3 separate regions of the Homo sapiens genome follow, and regions 2 and 3 are each linked to region 1. A link is a loop called in an ENCODE intact Hi-C map of the cell type or tissue named here. Cell type or tissue: mammary epithelial cell. All regions are shown on one strand.

The links. Hi-C counts contacts between places; a loop is a spot of excess contacts. Peaks named below come from ENCODE experiments on the same cell type or tissue, not always from the same donor. Only the 100,000 strongest peaks of a DNase experiment are listed, where the experiment ranks them.
Region 2: it touches region 1 in a loop (4-fold over the local background); 10 of 110 quality-filtered maps call a loop at or near these places.
Region 3: a loop joins it to region 1, with 13 times the contacts of the local background. A loop is called at or near these places in 19 of 110 quality-filtered maps.

The regions. Positions count from the first base shown.
Region 1 is chr9:111,759,197-111,761,696 of GRCh38, forward strand. All of the region lies in intron 5 of SHOC1 (shortage in chiasmata 1), which reads right to left. Among named protein-coding and RNA genes, the nearest start is that of SHOC1, 34 kb to the right of the region's middle. In mammary epithelial cell, a CTCF peak has its summit at 1,047 (motif pointing right); a DNase peak (open chromatin) is centred at 1,065; H3K27ac peaks cover 272 bases.
Region 2 is chr9:111,827,087-111,829,586 of GRCh38, forward strand. No RefSeq gene overlaps it. Among named protein-coding and RNA genes, the nearest start is that of SHOC1, 33 kb to the left of the region's middle. In mammary epithelial cell, a CTCF peak has its summit at 1,255; no DNase peak of the experiment used is centred here.
Region 3 is chr9:111,974,793-111,977,292 of GRCh38, forward strand. No RefSeq gene overlaps it. Among named protein-coding and RNA genes, the nearest start is that of MIR4668, 44 kb to the left of the region's middle. In mammary epithelial cell, a CTCF peak has its summit at 1,128 (motif pointing left); no DNase peak of the experiment used is centred here.

The DNA of each region.
Region 1 (2,500 bases):
AAATAGAAGTATTTGACTTCTGCTGACCTTGGTCTTCTCTGCATCATTTTACCTCTTAATATCTCCAATTCATCCCCCAGAGTCTCTGACATGTAGGGAATGGAGATGGTCTACAGTGCCTACAAATGAGACTGATTCTATTATTCTTAAGTTATTCACATGGTTGCTATAAAATTATTTACAGTGAAAGTTTTAAGCAAAGAATCTACTTGAGGAGTATGATATAGCTTATGTATTAAGAAACACTACTGCTAACAGTTAATTTCTGGAATAAATTTCTCCTCTCGGTCTCCACCCTGCCTTGTCTGGGTTTCTTTAGAATCTTGGCTAGCTGTCTAACAGCTTTAACAGTTTCTAAGTCACAGGAAGGAACATAAACTTGCCCCCAATTCTTCAATAAGTTTTTGAGTAGAAAGAGAAAAAGAAAAATATAAGCTCAGATGAAGAACTACTCAAAAAGCCAAGTTCCCAAAAAAGAAAGCCATCCTGAAGGGAGAGCAATGGTTTCTCATCCTGGGTATTGACTTTTCGGTTAAGTGACGCTGAATGGCATAAGAAAAGAATAGTACGGAGTTTTCAGGTAGTAATGTCTCCCACGGTTAACTACATAATTGGTATGCAGGCAGCAAGGGAACATCCCTTTGCTTGGTGCTAACTTGATATGCCTTAAGAGAACTTGTGGTATGAACTAGCTTCCTAAAAGAGATTTATCTGAACTTAAGTTCCTGACAATCTCATGGCCAAAAGCTTCCCATGACACACCAAAGGAAGTTAGTCAATCAATTCCATGTCTAAGGAGGGCTTATCTGAGACAGTTAAATATGGTTTACTGGTATAATCCATTCTGTAAGTATTAATGAAATCACATTAATAGTAAAAACCCAAACAGCATTAATTTATATCCTATATCCACCTTCTGCTTCTAAACAGATCCTCCAGCCATCTTCCCTATCTACAGCCTCATTCTGGATATTTCTGGAACTAAATGGCTGACATCTGAAGTCAGTTATATGGTCTTGTTTTCCATCCACCCTTTTTTGATGAAACCACTTGAGGGCAGCATCACACCACAACTAATATTCTTTGTAATTCTACCAAGGTTGTTTATAGCAAGAGTGCCACTTCCTTACTTTCTTTGAGTTATACAGCATGCCCTGGAGTTCTTATTTTACTACAGCTAATACATGTACTATACAGATATAAGGAGACTGTTTTCTTCTATTGTAGAGGAATATTAAATTGTCACCAGGAAACAAAATTTTGGCTAGTTAACTATGAAAAGAAGCAGAAAAAGGTCTACTAATATGAAAGAAGAGAGGTTTATTCTTTACAAAGGACACTTTTGTCTCCCTAGAAAATTCAAGATAATGAAATGAAAACAAAAGAGTTCACTAAGTTATCTGATAAAAATTATACAATTAATGTTTTTTTTTAATATATAAAAACTTGGTCATAAAAATTAATGGAAAAAACATAAAAATACCAATTTGTGAACTATCAAGGACTAAACATAAAAATATTCAGAAAGTATATGCAGGAAATGATAGAACTTTATTGAAGATCATTTTTTTAAAAATTTGAAAAAAAGGCAAGATAAAAAACACTTTCCTAGCTAGAAAGACTAACTATGGTAAAATTTTAAAGGATCCCATTACCATTTCAAGAGGTCTGTTTTAGAACTTGGAAAAGTGATTACAAAGTAAATCTGGAAGAATATAGTTATGAGAGTAGAAAAAAGTAATAAAATAGGAGATTATTTATATATTATAATTATACATTTAATAGTTAAAATTATATGATACTGACACAATAATAGGCAAAATAGATCATAATAGAAAATCCAGAAATGAATTCTAATGTGGTTAAGGATTTAATATATAATGTGAGTGGCATTTCTAATCAGTGGGAAAGAAAGGACTATTTCATAAATGATATTGGGGCAATTATCAAAAACACTTGGAAAAAGATTTTTATTCCTACTTTTAAACATACATCAAAATCTAAAATAAAACTAGGCACCTTCAGCTGGGCCTGGTGGCTCATGCCTGTAATCCCAGCACTTTGGGAGGCTGAAGTGGGCAGATCACTGGATGTCAGAAGTTCGAGACCAGCCTGGCCTACATGGCGAAACCCCCTCTCTACTAAAAATACAAAAATTAGCCGGGCTTGGTGGTGGGGACCTGTAATCCCAGCTACTCGGGAGGCTGAGGCAGGAGAATCACTTGAACCTGGGAGGTGGAGGTTGCAGTTAGCTGAGATCACACCACTGCACTCCAGCCTGGGCCACAGAGCAAGACTCCATCTTAGAACAAAAAACAAACAAACAAACAAACCTCATGCACCTTCAAGAAAATACAAACAAGTATTTATCTAATTAAGAAAGAATTTTCTAAGTATAAAAGGAATGAAAGAAACCATAAAAGAAAACAATTGGCAGAATTGGTTAGGTTCAAGTTAAATATATTTGGAGTTAATACCTTTACATATAAAGATAAAATAT
Region 2 (2,500 bases), 68 kb after region 1:
TGTCTCTACTAAAAATACAAAAATTATCTGGGCATGGTGGCAGGCGCCTGTAATCCCAACTACTCGGGAGGCTGAGGCAGGAGAATTGCTTGAACCCGGGAGGCAGAGGTTGCAGTGAGCCGAGATCGTGCTACTGCACTGTAGCCTGGGCGACAGAGCAAAACTCTGTCTCAAAAAAACAACAAAAAACACCGAGAAAAGTTAGAAATAAAAGGATGAAAAGAGACAGGTACTTTAACTGTTACCCCTGCAAAAGCTGGGGTAGCAATATTAATATAAGACAAATATTATTTAAGGCAAACAAACTAAAATGTGGCATAATTTTAATTGGCTGATAGTGTAAGAAAATAGATGCCATCTGACCTTGATGTTAGGAACAATTTCTTTTATATAGTCTAGGCATAATGACATTGAAGAAGAAAATGTAGTCCTAATATGCTACCTGGCCCAGCATTGGACAATATTTACATGGTCATACTAATGGAAATGTTGTTTGGTTTGCAACTTTTAGAGTCATCTCAGGGAAAAACCAAGGATGTCTTGGCAGGCAGAATGAATATGTTATCAACTTGACAAAGTAAAAATAAAAGTATGTGGACATTAGAGATTAATGGCACATGGAAGGAGGAAGAAAGTACAAGAATTAATATAGTGTACAAGAGTTAATATTCTTATATAGAGTAGGAGTCAAGAGGCCCCGTCAAAAGTTGATGGAATGAGAAATTGGAAGTTTAAGCCCGAGCACTGTGGCTCATGCCTGTAATCCCAACACTTTGGGAGGCCGAGGCAGGAGGATTGCTTGACTTCAAGAGTTCAAGACCAGCCTGGGCAAAATGGCAAAACCCTGGCTCTACTAAAAATACAAAAAATTAGCCGGGCATGGCGTTGCATGCCTGTAGCTCCAGCTACTTGGAAGTCTGAGGTGAGAGGATGGTTTGAGCCCGGGAGGCAGAGGTTACAGTGAGCAAGATCTCACCACTGCACTCCAGCCTAGGTGACAGAGCCAGATCCTGTGTCAAAAGATTTATTTAAAAAGAAAAATCAAAAACAAAAACAAAAAAACCATGCAGCCTGAACAAATTACTGGGGATGTAAACCAGAGCCACTGAGTGTGTGTGTCTTGAGAGGAGCTGTATCTCCGTGGGGTTTCTGTGACTTTTCTTGGCATTAGCTTTGACACCGGAATTTTGGTTCTACCATTGTCGATTAACAACCATAAATTCTCACATCCACTAACACTGAGGTCATTGGTATTGTAGTCCTTCGTGCCTTGAATGGCATATCTGAATTTCTGCTTTCCTGCTGGGGGCAGCAATCAACAATTATTAGTATTTCTTCCTGAATATAAAGAAGCCTGGCCAGAAAAGGATGGGTAGCCTTGCAAAGATTTTGACTGAGGTTCTGATTATTCAGCTAGAACCCTTCTCTTCCTTTCAGATACAATTTTCCATAAGGAGTGAATACCTTTTGGAAGGAAGTTGGAAGTCTAGGTGACAGGGTAAAAGGAGGACTTACTTATCTCAGTACACACTTTGGTACCTTTCAAATTTGAGGCATGAATTTTATTTTTTTTATTCAAAAGGTCTATTAAAACATACCTACTTTAATCTTTAAATGCTGAATTGATATGTTATTAAGCTTTTAAGGCTCTCTCTGCAAGGATTTTTAAGAAGAGCCAGCCTTTTGGAGCCTAAGCCCAAAGATCCTGTTGACAATTTTACAGGGAAGAAACCCAACAAATTTTTAATGACGTTGGCGGTGTTATTGCAGATAATAATTATGAGAGTGCCAATGATAAACAGCAACCCATTGCATCACCCCACAACCCAAAGCACTGAAGCTTTGTGAAGAGTGAACACCCTGATTGCCCCAGAATGGCATGTCGGTAATGCCACTGCCAACTTCCCTGAAGGCTGGCCCTGTTCTTGACATGGCTCCACTTGCTCTCGAGAGTTTCTTCTCTCTACTCTCTCAGCAGATCATTCTGTCCTTCATCACCGGATTTGGTAACCCTGACTCTAGGAATTTTCTCCACTCATTGTCGGATGCTGTGGTTGAGAATAACACATGTATTTGGGAAGAACCTACCTTTCAGTGAATTATAAATGCTCACTAGTCAAGCATCATGCACGGAAAGCATATTATTAAATGATGTGTTCGTATCTCTCAGGTGCCAAGCACGTCCACTAAAGCATTGTCTGACAATTGCAGACCTGCAGACAGGGATTGTGGGGAGAGACATATGAAAATCATTGCTACATAGACATACCACTTAGCCCAATTAATCACACATCAGCTGTCTGAATGCTGCCTGGCCCAAGGCAGACGCTGAAGTTCCATATACCTCATCGCATAGACTTGATCTTTGTCACAGAGGATTCACCATCCCTGCTGCTCCCTCCCTCCTTCCCTCCCTCCCTGTCTTCCTCCCTTCTTCTCCTTATCTTCCCTTCACTCACCAGACATCCTTTGAGCTATGTGTGCCAGACGCTCTTCCAAT
Region 3 (2,500 bases), 220 kb after region 1:
TAGGTCAGAAGGATTCTGGGAAATGTTAAATAACCTTGCCTGTGGAGAGTACCTTTTTTTTGGCCTCTTTCTGACCTTGGCAGACATGTCCATCTTCTGGGAGCCATAGAAGACAGCCCTTCATCTTTTCCTAGTTGGTGCCTTCTTCTAGACCTAAATTCCTGATCTCATGCTGAAACCCAGATTAACAACTTTTTGGGGGGGAGGGGAGTTGTTTGAGATTAGAGCGGTAAAAATTAGCCTGGTCGGGGAGGGGGGATCGGTTTCTAGATTCATTCATTTATGTGTCCATAGTGCCTGCCTGGTGCCAATCTGTAAAGGGCCTATGGAAATATAAGTTATTGAGGTAGAAATATACAGAACATCTCAGGTAGGGGCCAGGGACGGTGGCTCATGCCTGTAATCCCAGTACTTTGGTAGGCTGAGGTAGGAGGACCACTTGAGCCCAAGAACTCAAGACCAGTCTAGACAACATACTGAGACCCTCTCTCTACAAAAAAAAAAAAAAAAAAAATTTAAAAATTAGCCCAGTGTGGTGGCATGCACCTGTAGTCCTAGCTCCTTGGGAGGCTGAGGCAGGAGGACCGCTTGTGGCCAGGAGTTCAAGGCTGCAGTGAGCTATGATTGAGCCACTGTACTCCAGCCTGGGCAACAGAATAAGACCAAAAAAACAAAAACAAAGAAAATCCCCAGAACATCTTGTCTTTATAGATATGTATGAAGGCTACCCTTCAAGGACAAGGGCAAGTTGCACATGCAGTGGTTTGATTAAGGAGTTTAAAGGCAGAACCTGTCTGCTCAATATGGACAAGAATATCCTTGTTTACAGTGCCTATCACAGACCACTGGGCTCCATGTGGAATTCGAGCAAATGCTAGGAAACCACACACTATGCAGACTAAGCATTACACATAAAAGTAGAGTTAGCGCAGGAAGCATGGAAGGAAAAAGTAAGAAGTCTCACTGTGGTCCAGGACAGGTTGAGGACCCTCTCTCCTAGAGAGTGAACGTCCCAGGGCACTGGGGTAAGAGTGAGCCCAGGCTGGCCCAGCTGGCTGTGTGGGAAGGGCAGAAGCTGCCCTGGCCTTTGGCGTCAGCCACGTGCACTTTGTCAGACTGCCATCTGCTGAGCACTTGTTAGCAATTCCCTCTGCTTTTATGTCACACACCTGGAGTCCCCTCACTGTTAGAGATCTTCTGAGCCCCAAAGTGAGGCCCTTATTAGGAAGCAAAAGCGATAGAAACAAGAAGCCCTGGAGCCTGTGACTGAGGACACTACTCTTTTTTTTTTTTTTTTTTTTTTAATGAGACAGAATCTCACTCTGTCACCCAGGCTGGAGTGCGGGGTCGTTATCTAGGCTAACTGCAACCTCCATCTCTCGGGTTCAAGCGATTCTTGTGCCTCAGCCTCCCAAGTAGCTGGGATTACAGGCACACGCCACCACACCTGGCTAATTTTTGTATTTTGAGTAGAGACAGGGTTGCACCATGTTGGCCAGGCTGGTCTCGAACTCCCGACCTCAAGTGATCTCCACCCACCTAGGCCTCCCAAAGTGCTGGGATTACAGGCATGAGCCACTGTGCCCGGCCGACACTACTCTTTTCTTCTCTGAACCTCATTCCTGTATTTTATAAAGGAGCAGAAGGCTCTAGATTTTCTTTCCTCCCATCTACGCACATTTACAGCACCCTCTACCTCCCCCATCATAGCAACTATATAGTGACTGCTTCGTGTGTCTGCCTGACCAGATTGTGAGCTCAACATGAAAGGGGTTGTGTCTGTCTTGTTCATCCTGTGTCCTCAATGGTATGTACACAGATACTCAAAAAAGTATCTGTTGAATGAGAGAGGAAAGGAGAAAGGAAGGAAGTGAGGGAGGGAGGAAGGAAGGAATGGAGAGAAGGAGGGTAAGATATCCCAGCAGGTCACTACAGCCTATTTGTGAGAAAGCTGCTAGGAGCCTTGAAATTCCCTGCAAATGAGGAAGGGAGAAAGCTATTTCTCTCCCATCCCCACGAAGAGAAAATAAACGAGGCAAGCTGCAAATGGCGAAACAAGATGTGGTCTAGATTTCTAACAGAAGACTCTGTACACCTGATAAAGCAAAGCTACTTGTGGGGACCCAAATTTTGTGACATACCAGGCTGGTCCTGGAGGGTGGGTAATAGAACAGGGGGTAGAAGGGTTTTCTTCCAATGGTATCAGAGAGGTCTGAAGCTTTGCAAGAGCCGGAAAATGGAACTTTGTTAAAGCTTTGCAGTTTACACGCATTGTCTTATTGTCAAAAGAACTGCATAGAATAGAGAGGTCACGGGCCAGTCACGGTGGCTCACATCTGTAATCCCAGCAGTTTGGGAGGCCAAGGCAGGTGGATCAGCTGAGGTCAGGAGCTCGAGACCAGCCTGGCCAACATGGCGAGACCCCATTTCTACTAAAAATACCAAAAAAAGAAAATTAGCCAGGCATGGCGGTGTGTGCCTGTAATGCCCCCTAAGTGGG